Regions from separate parts of the Mus musculus genome. Here region 1 is linked to region 2. Evidence: chromatin loops called from intact Hi-C (ENCODE). Cell type or tissue: gastrocnemius. All regions are shown on one strand. Each heading gives the region's core, and the rest is flanking DNA. Links, peaks and the distances in the headings are about the cores only. Region 1 has its middle 7.1 kb from the start of Gm5111. Region 2 has its middle 4.2 kb from the start of Gimap8.

Region 1 (7,960 bases), core at 1,883-5,882, 61 kb before region 2:
AGGCTGGGAACCACAGTGAAAGGGACACAAGGATAGCAGAGCACAAAGGGACAGACAGACTCTAGGATAGCAGGACACAGACATTTAGCCATCCCATGTGGATCTTAGCTTGCTCAAAAGCTTCTTCAGCCTTTCTGTTCCAACCCCACATGACATTCTTTTTTATCAAGTGCTCCTCCTCCTCCTCCTCCTCCTCCTCCTCTTCCTCCTCCTTCTTCTTCTCAAATGGGACTATGTTTATTAGCACACACAGCAAAGGGATAGTCTCTCTCTCTCTCTGTGTCTGTGTGTCTGTCTGTCTCTCACTCTCCTTTCTCTCCTTCCCCTCCCTTTTTCCCTCTCCCTCTGAAGAAAATGAGGTGATCTGCTTAGGGAAAAAGCTGGTTGCAAGTCTTTATAGGGCAGGGTGAAGAGCTTGAGAACAGAAAGATTGTTGTAGCCACAGGACTACGTGTAATTCTGCAGTCTGACTTTCCTGATGATTCAAGCAAGATAGATGATCATGGGGGATAGGTTATCTCTGCAAACATTCTTGTCTGGGATGACTGAACAAAATTGTCTTTAATGTTGTAGGAATCTTGTCACCAAGGCACTCTGTCATTCTAAACTCAATGGTACAAAAAACGGAGGTAAGGTCATTGGTCCTTTCTTAGCTGCTTTCTGCGGAGGGAGGCCATCTTCACGAGGGGATAGTTCAGGGTCAGTTGAAGAGAGGTCCTCTGGTCACTTAGCAGGGGCAGAGTTTTAACTTGATTGTCTTTGACGGATTATGCAATTCCTGTTATGTATTTCTGGAGAAACATTTGAAATATAATTCTAGAGATCTGTAAATGGACAATTTGGTTATAGAGTAAAACTGAAACCTTTCTGGTTTCCCAGAACGGTGAATGGAAAGGGAGAAATGGAGGCAGGACAGACAGAGTGAGCCGTGACAGGAAGTGGGTACAAGGTTATTCAGGACAACAGTGAGTGACAAGTCCCACTGCCAAGAATGCTGTACCATGGTGAGTCAGAAGCAGCAGCAGGGAGTTTCAGAGCACTGAAGGACCAGAACAGGAGAAAACCACGGGCTGACAGGGATGAAAGTTCCTTAGAGCCAGAGTTTCTCCACATCGTCTAGAAGGTCTTTTTGCAGATGTATCAGGAGGAAGTGGAGCTGGTGTAGGGTGAGGGGAGGTTCAGCAAGTAGAGCATTGAAAACTCAGGGTAAAACCACAAGCATTGGAGGAATAAGGAGGTGGAAACGAGTGACCCAGGGGAGGAGCTAGAAGGGAGGGAATCAGAGCCCGTACATAGGAGGAGGCTGTGGCTGGATGGGGGAACATCTTTTTGTAAACAAAATCAAGAAGAGGAAGTAGTATTCAGAAAATTACATTTAGCTATGTTATTTTTATAAGTTTCTCATGAGTAAAAAATGTAAATATCAGGAGACTTAACAGTAACAAATAAATCTACTATTTGTTGTAAGAAAATTTTCTAAGGGGAGGCATTAGGCTACATTTGGAGACTTTACTCAGAGTAAATCACAGCCTTTTCATTGCTGCATAGATGAATACCACCCCTTTAGTTTTTAGCCTGCACACCCAGAAAACCTTGACATCTCATACACTTAGGGTCTAATACTTAGAGCTGGGAGAAGTGACCGGCTACTCTGGCGAAGGTTTGATGACATCGCCCATCTTAAAGCCCAGCTGTGGTTATTTGAAGCAGGAGCAGCTGAAATTTTTATCGAGAGGTTTTAGACAGAGGATCTTTTTTGTTTGTTTGTTTGTTTGTTTTTAAATCTACAACCAGTTTGTTCACATTCCATCTGCAGATGGAAGCAGACAACTTGAAAAAAATCTAAAAAATATTTTTTATATCAATAATATACATATCTGTAACCTAAAGGTCACCAAATAGAAAGTTATAAAAACACAAGCAAGCATATCCAGGCTTGGTGAGGCAGAGACAAAGGCAGACAATAGATATAAGGCAGAGGCATCTCAAGAGCAGAAAGTTGTCTCAGTTGAGAGAAACACACCTGGAGACGCCATAGAAACAGCAGGCATTCTGGCGCTGGATGTGGTTGCAAGTGGGAGCTAAGCACTGGGATGAAAGGGTTAATAAGATGAGCTGGAAGTTATAGTGTGTGTGTGTGTGTGTGTGTGTGTGTGTGTGTGTGTGTGTGTGTGACCAAGAGCCAAATAAGTGTGGCTGGTCTGAAGTGTCCCAAATGGAGCTCTTTTAGATTAGCCTACAGATAGGCTAAGGATTGTGTTTTTTGGTGCAGACAGTTAAGAGACCATGGTGGGTACAGAACCAGGTTAAAAAATGGGCCAAATTCAGCTACCTGTAGACGTCCTTCTGGTTTTAAATTGACTCCAGAGGCCTGGAAAGTAGGAGAGACATCCCTACTTTTCTGTTTTCAAGAGTTGAGAGAATGAGGATCCAGTGGAGTATTCCTAAAACTCTCAACCAAGCAGTTCTCATGGCCTGTGCAAAGTTCCTGGAACCTTCGACCCAGCGAGTCTCAAGACAGGCAGACTGGGACTGCTGGAGCCCCCGAGACCCAACCAGAACCCCTCTGAGTTAGCGTCTGTGAATTTCCTGGTCCTGACATTTTGGCCATGTTGGATTCATGGTCTGATTGAATGGAGAATTGACCTTCCACCTGGAAGTCAGACTGCGTCAGAGCAAGACAGAGACAAGTGAAAGAAGTATGGAGAAGAGAGTAAAAGAAAAGGCTGCTTGAGAGAGAAGGGGGTGCTGCTCACCCACGTGGGGGACCGCAGCAGATGGGAGCAAGGGAGGTGCATGTAGAGGGCTTGGGCTGCCAGTGGACCTTGGATGCCCTTCATAAGTGTTAGATTTCTGAGGCAGCACAAAGAAGGCAGAAAATAGATAGAGTCTGACCTCTGACCGACAAGACTGTCATTGTTAGCACACACAGCAAGGGGTAGCTTCTCTCCTGCAGCAAACTGAGGGGTCTACCAAGGAAAAAAGCTGACTAACTCCTTTTAAGGAGGGATGAAGAGCTTGAGAATTGGGAAACCGTTGCAGCCACGGGGACTACGTGCAGTTCTGCAGTCTGTCTTCTACCTCAAGCAAGACAGATAATCCTAGGAGACAGATTATCTCTGCTAACATTCCTTTCTGGACTGACTGAGCAAGATTGTCCCTAACCTTGTAGGGATCCTGTTTTATTACAAGGCACCCTGTCACCAAGGCACTCTCCCACTGGGTAAGATGTAAAACCAGTCATGGGCCACCATCTCATGACAAATAGTGGGACTGTGACAGTCAGCTTGGGGGAAGTACCCAAAGATCTGTTGCCCTTTCCAAGTGAATTCAAACATCCAAAAATGGTTTCATTCACACTCCAAGGGTGTGAGGCAGGGTACCCTGCAGTAGGATAGCACCCCAGAATGTTGTCTGGAAGTGGGGAAATGTACCCTTTACATATCTCTCCCATAGTGCTGGCCTGCTCCTGCTTGTATATATATGGCTTTTCCCATGCTCGGTCTCACACAGGTCCTGAGGATTTTCAGCCTTTCTCTCTGCTAACAGGCTCATTCCATATGCTTCCTCATAGCTCTCGTGCACTTCTTTTCCTTCCCCACTGTCCTGCCTCAATAGGAAATGAAATTTTGATGTAAGTGGATGCATTTTTATAATTTAATATATACAGAAACTTTGCAATTACTCTTTTAAGAAAGTGTAACAACTAACAAAAGAAACTTGCATCAGTATAAAGTAGACATTTTGTGCTTGCTTCATGAGTGAGAAATTTTTTAAAAATCAAAGTGGTCAGATACCATATTTTGCACTCAAAGATCTACCACTAGATGGAGCTGCTGAGCAGGAACTATGTCCTTTATTCTTCAGTTAGGATGTTCTAAAGGGTTTCAAGTGACAGGGCTGTAGAATTTTCTTCCTCACTGACCACAGCCTTCATCACCATAGGCCATGACCCTAAGAGTGTCCCCTCCCTCCACTCTGACACAGGCACTGGTCAGTTTGTGGTATTGGTTTTCTGTCCCACACTCGTTTGTTAGAACCTCCATCCAGCACGGCCCAGACAAAGGTGGGAGAGCTCGGCTGAGAGAGGCACTTTGGTAGTTTATTTTTATCAGTGTGTATGTGTGTATGCAGGGGGTGGCTACAAACATGCCTTGCGCACTCGTGTGTGGAGGGCAGAGGAAAACCTTGAGTGTTATTCCACAGAAACTATTCACCATGCTTCTGAGACAGGAAATCTCACTGGCATAGAGCACACCAAGAAGAGCAGCTAGGATGCACTTTTTCAAGTAAAGTCTTTTAAAGATATTTTTGGTTATTAGATATGCTACATATTATGATACAATGTACTATTCATCTACTGTATATGTGATGTTAATTAAAATAGATTTTAGAATAGTATCAGGAGGAGGTGATGATGATGGTGGAATGTTATTATACAGTTGTTAAACTCATCACATTTCTGCTGTTTCAAATAATCTATAATTTGAAAAGCTTTCTTAACTGGTGCTGAGCTGAGTTGTGTCTTCTGGTGTCCTACGAAGGTCAAGGCAGACTGTTTATCTGGTGATGATGAAGTTTCTAAACTAACAAAAGATGGACCCAGGTTTGAAACAAACCAGAGGGTAAAGACTGGGGTCAAGGCAACTGTACTGGTTTCCTTTCTGTTGCTGTGATACGATACCATGACACAGAAAGAAGAGCTTCCTTGGGTAGGTTCCCAAGGAGAGCTTACAGTGGTGGAGAGTCATGACCGCAGGCACCCTACCAGGGAGCTGAGAACTCACATCTTCAACCAGAAATGAAAAGCAGAGAGAGTGACCTGGAAGTCTACAAGCTCTCACATATCATCTCTAGTGACCCGGAAGGTTACAAACTCTCACGTCTTATCTCTAGAGGCATATTACCTTCAGCAAGGTTGCTCCTCTCCCATAACCTCCTTAAACAGTGCTGCAAACCAGGGGCCAAGGGGCCAAATGCTACAGCCCATGGAGGAGTTTCATTCAAACCACTACAGTGACAATTCTTTCAGGTCACCTAAATGGTTCTACTGAGAGGGTGTTTGGGCAGGCAGGAGCTGCAGCCCAAGGTTTTAGTTATTTAGTAAACAAGTACAGGTGACACCTGCAAACAGCAGCACTTGCCACCACAGGGAACAAAGCACTGCATGATGCATGTGTTCTGCTGCATCCCGTGCATCCCAAAGCCTTTGCATCTCTGAGCCAGACCTGGCTTTCAGTAGATATTAAAGCAAGGGCAGACAAATACACACTGGCTTCTGAATCAATTTTAAAAAAAGATTTGTTTATTGATTTTATGTATACGAGTTAACTGTCAGTGCCTTCAGACACACCAGAAGAGGTCATCAGATCCCATTACAGATGGTTGTGAGCCACCGTGTGGTTGCTGGGAATTGAACTCAGGACCTCTGGGAGAATAGTTATTGCTCTTAACTGCTGAGCCATCTCTCCAGCCCCTAAATCCATTTTTTTAAAAAAAAAATTAAATTGAATAAGGTATTACTGGATCCCAGCTAAGCATTAATAGAGGAATGCTCATGCAAAAATAGAGTCTGATCTTGAAAGGATAGCAAAGTCTTTTTAAACCAAGCAAAGCGCTTTCTCTCTAGAGAAGCACCCGATGATGTAATGTTTCCCTGGCAACACCTTGGACTATGTCACAAAGAGGCGTGGAAGTAAATTGCAGAGTGCCTTCTACCAAGTGTGTTCTCAGGTCATGATGTCAGACTGTCTTTAGAGGTAGGACTCTCCAAAGCATCTTGCACCCATTTATTTTGACTGGAGTAACGAATGCTCCGGGTGAGACAGTGAGTGCAGTCCTGATACAGAGTCCGTCGGGGAGACTGTGTCTTGTCCATTATCTCCCTCATACACTGACACTTCCTCTGCAAATAGTGGCACTTGTTCTCTTGCTCTTAGGCTTTCGTGTTCTGCTTAACAAAAGCAGGCAAAAGGAAGAAACTGGGACAAGTGTGTGTGGTTTCATTAGGTTGGTGGAACCATGGGATAGAGCTAATATCGACATCTTCCTTTGCCCACAAGCACCTGGTGGGTGCTTGAGCCAGATAACTTTCAAGATGCTGCTGTACATTGGTGCAAACAACAAACCAAATATCTGTCTTCTTATAGCTTGTTTTGTGGTAGGGAGCAAGGTATGAGCCTTGTAAATGTCTCACTACATCAACAGATGCTTTGAAGAACATTAAAACTGAGCCCTGGGCTAAAAGGCATGGGAATGGTGTGATGGGCTGAATTAAGACCCCAAAGGTGACCTTTTCTAAATCTGGGAATCCTACGTTACATGACACACACACAAAAAAAATCACTTTGCAAATGCAAACTATGAGTTGTGACATGAGGAGGTTGGAAAGATGACTCAGGCTTAAGAGCATTTGCAGCTCTTGTGGAGAACCTGAGTTCAGTTGCCAGCATCCACATCGAGCAACTCACACCTACCCTCTTCTGGTCTCCTCAGGCATCTGCATGCATGTGTGTGCACATGCACACACTCACAAACATACACACACCCACTCACAAACACACACATGCACACAGCCACAAACACATGAATAAAAAACAAAGCCAATATTAAAATATTTTAATAATAGATTAGATTGGGGAAAATATAACTTGGAAAACTTCTAGGTAAAGGTAGAAGAGAAAGAAAATAGCTTCATTTGAAACTAAAGTGAGAGCTTCTGAGAGCACAGACATGAAAATCCACCTTTTTGTTTGTTTGTTTTTAAATTTACATTTCAAATGTTTTCCCCTTTCCAGGTCTCCCCTTCAGAACTCCCCTATCCCATCCCCACCTCCCACGGCTCCTATGAGGGTGCTCCCTCACCCATCTACTCCCATCTTCCCCCCCTGGCATTCCCCTACAGCGGGGCATTGAACACCCTCAAGCCTGAGGGCCTCTCCTCCCACTGATGTCCAACAAGGCCATCTTCTGCCACATATGTGGTCAGAGCCATGGGTCACTCCATGTGTATGCTTTGGAAAACCTACCCTTTTACATACCCTGCTACAGTGTCACTGCTCCTGTGATGGTTCATCTACATATCACCTTGTCTGGGCTTGGAATTGCCTAGAAGGCACACCTCTGGGAATGCCTTTAAGAGTCTCCAGAGGGGCTGGTGAGATGGCTCAGTGGGTAAGAGTACCCGACTGCTCTTCCAAAGGAAGAGTTCAAATCCCAGCAACTACATGGTGGCTCACAACCATCCGTAACGAAATCTGACGCCCTCTTCTGGTGTGTCTGAAGACAGCTACAGTGTACTTACATATAATAAATAAATAAATCTTAAAAAAAAAAAAGAGTCTCCAGAGATGTTTTGCTGAGGAAAACCTCCCCTGAGTGTGAGTGGCATCACAGGCAGGGGTCTTAGGTTGAAGAGAAGGAGAAAGCAAGTGAAAAAGTATAAAGTAAAAACAAAATTCTAGGCCTTTAGGCCCAGGCTTGAGAATGTGACCTCTGTGACTTAATGCTCCAAGGTATGCTAATCATAAAACAGATAGCGACATTCCTCCACCCACCTGCTTCCTGGGTTCAGGGAGTGTTCATTCAAAGAAAGTCACCCTGACCCACTCTGACCATTGCTGGAACCCGCTATGCAAATGTGCTATTGTTAGGGGCTCATAGAAACTCTTGAGAAATAACCCTCATAATTACCAGGTATTCCATGTGACTCTTGTGACTTTGCACTTAACTGGTATTTTGGTATTTTGGTATTTTTGGTATTTTCCAACAACGCCTCTCCACCCCCTTGAGTTGTGGTTTCTTCCTTTAAATACCCCCTTACCCAGCTACTCGGGGCACCACAGTCCTCTACCCCTGCGTGGTGTATGACTGTGGGCCGGAGAGCGCTCTTGAAATAAAAGTCCTCTTGCAGTTTGCATCAAGACCATTTCTCGTAAGTGATTTGGGGTGTCGTCTTTCC
Region 2 (7,960 bases), core at 2,334-6,333:
TCATATTTGGTGTTTGCCAATTGAACTTGACTGACACTACCGATTCATGTTTAAAGTTTTGGACTAGACTGCTGATATCCTGACAACAAAGGTTGGAATCACCCTAAGAACTACTTCTAAAGAGCTCAACAAACCCTGTTTCCTATTACTCTTTCCTTTCCCCTACCTTCTAGGTGGGCTAGAAGGGAGGTTGAAGTGTTAAAGAACCCTAGTTAAAGTATCTAAGCCTACGCTACATCAGTTTTTTGATCACAAAAGAACTGTAGTGTCTTTGGTGGGGACACATCACCCCTAATATGGTATCTTAATATTTGAGAAAATGACAGCTGTCAGATGGTCACTTCCACCTCTCCCTACTTCCTTGAAGTGGCCACAAAAGAATATTTGACCTCATTCCAGAGGAGTCCTCTCTATGCAAGGGGAATGCAAAGTCATAGAGATGCTGGGGAGAACTGGATTCAACTGGTCTTGTTTACTTTCATCACTGTTAGATAAGAATATCCCATTGTTCTGCAGTCACTTTCTCGGAGAACTGACTGAATGGACAGTCAGTCAATAGGCCTCCCTGCTTCTGTGAGTCTCTTATTTCTGAAGGCTTCCGTGGCACATAAAGCTTATATGAAATAGGCCTGTGTGCTTTTAGTTCCTTAGCTTGCCCTTTGTTGTAGGGTTTCCACCATGGGCCTGTGGTGGGTGAGGAGAAGAGCTTGTTGCCCTCACTCTGCTCCCCTGTTCCCTGTTGTCTACCTTGTGGGTGTTTCAGGCAGATGCTGATGTGACTGGTCACTGTCCTCATCAGGATGTCTCTCGAGGAGACTTCATTTTTCCTACACCACCTGCATAGCTTCCTTGGGCTCAGAAGACCAGATCCTTTAGCTCTGTCAGGTGACAGAGTCCCAACGTGTCAATCCTGGGTAGTTTCAAATTGTCATCAAATTTCTCTCATGAATTACAAATAAAAGCTTCTATCTAGTAGATGGTTTAAAAAATAATTCAGGTCAAAGAAAAGAATTGCAATGTAGATTATAAGTATTTGCGAACATGAAACTCCGAGAACATTACATTCAAAAACGTGTGAGGCATAACTAAAATAGTAATTAGAGGAAAATGTAGCTGTAAACACATTCATTAGAAAAGAAGAAACATCGGGAATCTAATAGTGAAAGGGCAGGCTGTGGTGCGCATCTGTATTGCAGAACTCCAGAGACTGCGGGTGATATCAGGGGCAAGTTCCTGGCTAGCCTGGGTGAGCAGCTAGAACTTCCATCAATACAACAATAACAACAAACAAACAAACAAAAGTCCAATTTAAATTAGCAAAAGTAGGCAGAGGGTATAACTCTGAGGCAGATCACCAACATTTGCCCTGGGCTTGATCTCCAGCATTAAAAAAAAAAAATTAAGATGTTAAAATAGAAACAGAAAAGTTGCAATAAAAATAATGGGTTACAGAATACATCAAAACTACTTCTTCGAAAAGACAAAACAGACAACCTCTTATGGGGATGGAGAGGGAGGAGGGGAACATAGCACCCACACAGTGTTAGGAAGCAGAGTGGAGCATGACCGTGCATACAATGCTTTTATAAACACCACAGAATTCTATGGACAAATAATCAATTTTACAGTTATAAGAAACAGACAACTTTCTAGAATATATGCTGGGTCACAATTACTCACAATAGTTGAATTTTCAGTAGAAAAATAAGATCTTTATCCCCATAACCCCATTAAATGGCTTTCCCGTACAGTCATAGAGAATGTGGGAAACACTTTCAAAGTCAGGCAAGGAGACTCCCATAACAAGATAGTACTACGGAAGAAAACTAGGCCAGTCTCACTCAGGACTATAATTACAAACTCCCCAGCAGAACATTACCAAATTACAGCCAGAAATATATTTACAGGTGAGCCCTAACTGCGTGTCCTTTCAGTCACACAATGATGATTCAACCTCAGGATGTGGCTTAAAGAAGGCTGGCGAGATACTTCAGTCACAAAGTACTTGACTTGCAAACATGAGGAATTTAGTTTCATCCCTAGAGACCATATAAAAATACCAGGAGTGACACAGGTAGGCCCCAGGGCTTGCTGCTCAGCCAGCCTAGCCTAGTGGGTGAGCTTTGGGCCAATGAGAGCTTGTCTCAAAATACATAAATACATATATGCACCCATACATACATGTACATACATACATACATACATATATTCATATATTCATACATTCATACAAAACAAAAAACCCTAAGAACCGGTAGTTACCGCTTTTGAGGAACAACACCTGAGGTTGTCCGCTGGCTTCCTTAAGAGAATGAGAAATAAACCAGACAGAACTGGAACAGGTGCTTCCAGGTCATTTCTGCTGCCCTCCAGGTGCTTCCAGGTCATTTCTGCTGCCCTCCAGGTGCTTCCAGGTCATTTCTGCTGCCCTCCAGGTGCTTCCAGGTCATTTCTGCTGCCCTCCCGTACTCCCCAGTTCTTCAGTACACAAATGTCCCTTCACTCATGATGTGGCTCTCTCCTGATAAATCCATCATCGTCCGATGAAGCCTGCAGGTCCAGCATGTTTAACACCTACACTATGGTCCCCTGAGGAGCAGCAGGGCTGGCTGTGGCCGTGGCTTGATGCTGCTGCCCAGTATGAGAGAGAATTTGTCATGTGTACCTTACTCCAGAAAAGCTCAAAACTCGGACTTCGAAGTTGCTACTGGATTCATATTAACCACTTCACCACAGTGACATTGAAAACTTAAACCTAGAGCCACCAAAGTCAAGGCTATTTGCATATTTCCTCTGGCATTCGTTATGATTTAAAACCCATACTGCATCACAGAAAGTTCCTATTCTCTGTTTTCCCTCTGTGAGGTTTTTCTGAAATATGTTCCCTCATCCCAGAGTTCTTTCTTGTCACTCATGGTTCCGGTACAGCTGTCAACATCTCAGAAGGCTTTGACTCAAGACACTATCAAAATCACTACACATCTATTCTCTTTGTGCTTGCTGCCTGCTTTTATTTCCCCGTTAGCATTCTCCACTAATGTCCTTCAAGTTGGGTAGCTTCCTGTTATTACAACAAAATACTGGAAAAATTAACTTTGGATGAGAAGAAAGTGTTTTGGTCACAGTTTTGGAGAGAGGTCTGGTTCATGGTCCTTTGGCTGTTTTGCTTTGGGCCTGTGATAAAGAGAATCTTGATGGGAGAAAACAAATGCGACAAAAGACAAAACAAAAATGACAGAAGACAAAACAAAACAAAACAAAACAAAACAAAACAAAACCCCAACGGCTCAGCTCATGGACTGTTGTAGCACTTGCCCTTGCCGGTTTGTTTGCTGTGCCCACTCCCCTACCTCCCCATTGTCTCCCCTTCAACTCTGAGCTTCCAAAGTGTGGAGCCAGACGTACACTGCCCATCTCAAGTTCCAGCTCTCTTTAGTCAGTTAGTTGTCTGCTATCTGACTCTGCTTTTTTGGCCATCATTCAGCTGACTGAGGAGTTTGATAATATGAGAAAAACATATTAACAATCGATTAAATTAATCATACTGTAAACATTTAATTAATGTTATTATTGCTGGCCTCTTTTTTTTTTTTGAAAAATTGGAGTGAGAACAGTCTTTAGCTTTCATAATTTTATAGGGCCCCCCCCACCCCCAAATCTGTAGACTCTCAATATTGTGTTTTTTGGAAATAGACCTGTTTGGGAGCGATACCATTTGATGCATCCCCATGATGGAATTGATTTAACTCCTTTTTTTTTCCTTTCTCTTCAGTCTGTGAATTGACCCACTGCCTCACATTTTAAGCAAGTGCTCTACCACTGGGCTATATCCCCAGCCCCTTGTTTCCCATTTAAAGTGCAACTTGTCTGGGATTCTTCAATGAATGGGCTATGAAGGATGCAGAAATCTCACATGCATGGACGCTGGTATTCGAAGAACATAGCGCCCTCTAGTGCACATTTTTGATGGTTCTAGGAGAAAAAAAAAAAAAAAAGACTGCCTTCTCTAACAAGGCCATGCCTCCTAACCCATCCCAAACAGATCCAGGAACTGTTTGAATCAAGCATTCAGACAGGAGCCTGTGGCAGCCATTCTTATTCAAGCCACCACACATCCACTCTGCAATTGTAAGCCAAATAAACACTTCCTTTTCTGAGTTGCTTTGGTATGGTATTTTTTTATCACACCAACAGAAAATTAAATAATACAGTCTTTAAATCTCGTTTTCTTCTGGCCAGTTTGATTACATAGCCATGATCTCATACAGAGTAGCGAGCTATAAATCTAGAAGAGTTTAGTCCTCTGTATCTAATTCTTATTTTATTTAAGGATAATGGTTTGATCTGTCATTTTATTTTGGTATTTCACCAGATTCCAGTTTGGGGACATAAATGGACAAGCACATTATAGAAGAAACTGGAAAACAAAACAGCCTCTCTTTGAATTCTCTTCCAACAGAATGCGTCGTTCCCCCATGTACAGTTATTACTTATGACAGGGGTAGAAAAAAGAGAGAGCAGTTCTGTGAGAAGTCAGGGTTCCACTGATTAAAATGTTAGGTGTCATTTTTTTTTTTTTTTGGAGAGTGAAATGGGACTCTGGTAGGAGTCATTTTCTGTTACTGTCTGCCATGGGACACTTCTGGGGAGACAAATATCTACTTTCACATAGGAAGCTGACTAACTGACCACAGCAAGGATGCCACCAGAGTCCAGTTGGGTGAACCAGTGAGTTTTATTGGGATTGCTTATAGGCATATGGATAAGGGGTTACTTACAGGATCAAAAGTGACTCAAAGACAACTGCATCCCCAAAGCCCACCCGCTGGAGAAAACTGGAACCCGGAGCTTACTGCCCAGCCTGCAGCCTCTTCCAGGTGGCTTGGTTAATCTGAACCTCTCTGCTAGGCAGCCCAGCTTGTCTGAAAATTGTCATGCATTCTTGAATATTTATAGGCCACTAGCATCAAAGTCTTTTTGAGAGTGGAGAAACTTTATCATGAAATCATACCACTTAACATATATTTTACTATGGCATACAGAACATATATATTGATAACAAGCACATAAAATTAGGGCTGATAAGATGGCTCAGTGGGTTAAGGCATTTTTGTTGTCAACCTGAGTTCAATTCCCAGAGCCCACGTGGCAAGAGAGAACCAAATCCTTCAGGTTGTCTTCTGAACTCAGTATTCATGTGTGCTTCCCACATGCTAAGTAAAATAGATACTTAAAACCCAAGTCAGTCATGGATACAGGCTAGCCCCTGCAACCCCCCCACACACAAACGACATATAAGCAATTACATGGGGTGAACACTATTGAACAATGTAAGAAGAAACCCAAAGAACATACAGGTTGACTACATTTAATAAGCATATATGCTTAGCAGAATCAAGATAGAAAATTTGTACCTTGACAACACAGAGCTTAACCCAGGTATTCAGAACAGCTGGGCGAAGGCAAAGGGTTGGTTGTTGACAGGTTAATGAAGTGAACTGGTTAGTGTTAACTAGAGGTGGGGCTCACTTATGCTGGGGGAGAGGCTTGGCAGTTTTTTAAGATCAGTGTCTGGAGACTAAACATAGGCCAATTCTAGAGATCAGTTATAGGGAATAAAAGGACACACATTGCATTATGGGTTCAACCAGAGGCCAACATTTACCCTGAATGCTGGCACTTGGAGGGAAAGAAGAGCCAACTGTACCCCATTAACTCAAGTTGCACCTTTTTTCTGGGTTCCCCCAAGGAAAGGAAGCTTCCCTGACCGCGGGGATGCAATGGTCCCAGTCTTCACTTAAAGCTATCTAGTTGGTTATACTGAACTGACCCAGAAAAGATGCTCACAAACCAAAACTCGCCATAAATCAGGAGAGAGAGAGAGAGAGAGAGAGAGAGAGAGAGAGAGAGAAGAAGAAGAAGAAGAAGAAGAAGAAGAAGAAGAAGAAGAAGGAGGAGGAGGAGGAGGAGGAGGAGGAGGAGGAGGAGGTGGAGGAGGACTTGCCACCACTCTGGAAAAGTAAAACTTTACTTCCTCTGGTAGGTCCGGTGCATAAGAAAGCCTGGCAGAATGGAAAGTGTCAGGGTGAACATCATAGCCACATGCTCTGCTCCTGCCATTCTCAAAAGCAGCACTGAGCACCAGGACAGGAACAGGAGCGGGCAGAAAAGGAGATCTTCAGAGCACTCCAGAAAACTTTCCCTGAATGTCTTCACACCACACACCAAAAGCGAGAAACCTCCCAGGGGGAAACGTAGCTCCTGACCCTTCCAGATTACAGTGCGCTATCATCCTCCTCACTCACAGGTTCCATCAAATGTAGCCTCCGCTACTGTCTGTCAACTGCAGAAGGGAAGTGGGGGTTTCCACAGCACATATTCTCCCTTGCTCCCACGGCTCGCCAACATACCACGGTGCTCACACCCCATAGGTAGTTTCACTGTGGCAGGCTCCGCGGCTTCCCTGACTTGAGACTGTGGGATCCTTGCAAATGTTCCCTCTTCTTTTTTGTTTGTGTTTGGAGACATAGTTTCACTATGTAGCTCCGGCTGGCCTGGACCTCACAGAGCTTCACCTGCCTCTGCCTCCCAAGTGCTGGTCTTAAAGTGCGTGACGCACAGATTAGCCTCTGTGTCTAACACAATTCATGGCCGTCGTAGACTCCTCCTTGCATGACCGCATCTTTCTCCTTATGCAATTTCTGTTAGTTTATAGTCCCACTTTGTCCTGTCCCTACTGAGAGCTAGGAGAGTCAGCAGGGACCTTTCAGGTTCTCATTTGCTCCATGTGTCGTTACACACGGCCACTAGAGGGCAGGAGACCCCATCCTTCCTTAGAGCCAAACCAGAAAGGCCGCAGAGCAAAATCATTCAGCAAACCAATCGTCGACCTGCTAAGTCACGAAGAAGTTGTGAGAAGCTTTAATTTCACTTTAAGCACTCTTCCAAAGCTTATTATTTCATTTAGGACGCCTGCCCTTCCCCCCGACCCGCCCCCAAGTCCATGGCTTCTCAGTTTTGGAGCAGCAAGAGCTTGCTAGCCCTTAGCTCAGCCTCACAGGCACCTGTATATCCTAGTCTATAGTTTTCACCTCAACATTTTAATTAGATGGTATTCTATGCACTGACCTGGTGCCCAGGGGAGGTGGGGACTGTTCTATGAGTGGACCTTCTTTATTAAGGTGAGGTGAGTGAATGGGAGGGGGAGGGGGATAGGGCAGTTTTCTTTGCCAGTGTATGAGTCTGTATGTGCCCTGTTCCCCAAATCCTTCAGGATCCTTATAGCATAAGCACACGTCACTTTAGACTTCTAACAAGGAAACCATGCTGTTCTCAGTGTGCCCCTTGCTTAGGAAGTACAGATCAGATTAGGTCGCTGGGACACAGTGAGTTCTGTGAGTCATATGAAAACTCAGGTTCAAACATTTCTGTGTTTTGCTAGCTGGGGGAAAGCTTTTTCTCATCTATGAGGGAGCACTTTATTCTGGGAGAAAGCAAATGGTTCCTTTGTAGTTTTATCTACATTGTGTGATCAGTCCAGGCTGAGGGAGACGGTGGTGGGGATGAGCCAAGAGGAAAGTCTGCTGGGTTTTACTCCCAAACTGACTTCATCAAAAACTTCCGATTTTGGTCTTTGCAAAGAATAGACCTGATCTAGTTTGCTTTTCTGTTGCTGCGATAAACATCAAGACCAAAAGCAACTTGAGGAGGAAAAGGTTGATTTCAGTCTACAAGTGATAATCTGCAGGAGAGAGGCCAGGGCAGGAGCTCCAGGCAGGAACCTGGAGACAGGAGCTAAAGCCGAGACCATGAAGGAATGCTGCTTACCTTTCCCTCTGGCTTGCTCAGCTGCCTTTCTTACACAGCTCGGGCCACCTGCCGAGGGATGACACAGGCCACCCTGACGGACTCTAATATAAATCAGCAATTAAGAAAATGGCTCTCAGGCATGGCCACAGGC

What was found. Hi-C counts contacts between places; a loop is a spot of excess contacts. Peaks named below come from ENCODE experiments on the same cell type or tissue, not always from the same donor. Only the 100,000 strongest peaks of a DNase experiment are listed, where the experiment ranks them.
Region 1: a loop joins it to region 2, with 6 times the contacts of the local background. A loop is called at or near these places in 20 of 42 quality-filtered maps.

The regions. Positions count from the first base shown.
Region 1 is chr6:48,578,330-48,586,289 of GRCm38, forward strand. No RefSeq gene overlaps it. Among named protein-coding and RNA genes, the nearest start is that of Gm5111, 7.1 kb to the right of the region's middle. In gastrocnemius, for the core only: no CTCF peak of the experiment used is centred there; a DNase peak (open chromatin) is centred at 3,888; H3K27ac peaks cover 109 bases.
Region 2 is chr6:48,639,029-48,646,988 of GRCm38, forward strand. No RefSeq gene overlaps it. Among named protein-coding and RNA genes, the nearest start is that of Gimap8, 4.2 kb to the right of the region's middle. In gastrocnemius, for the core only: a CTCF peak has its summit at 3,946 (motif pointing left); a DNase peak (open chromatin) is centred at 3,966.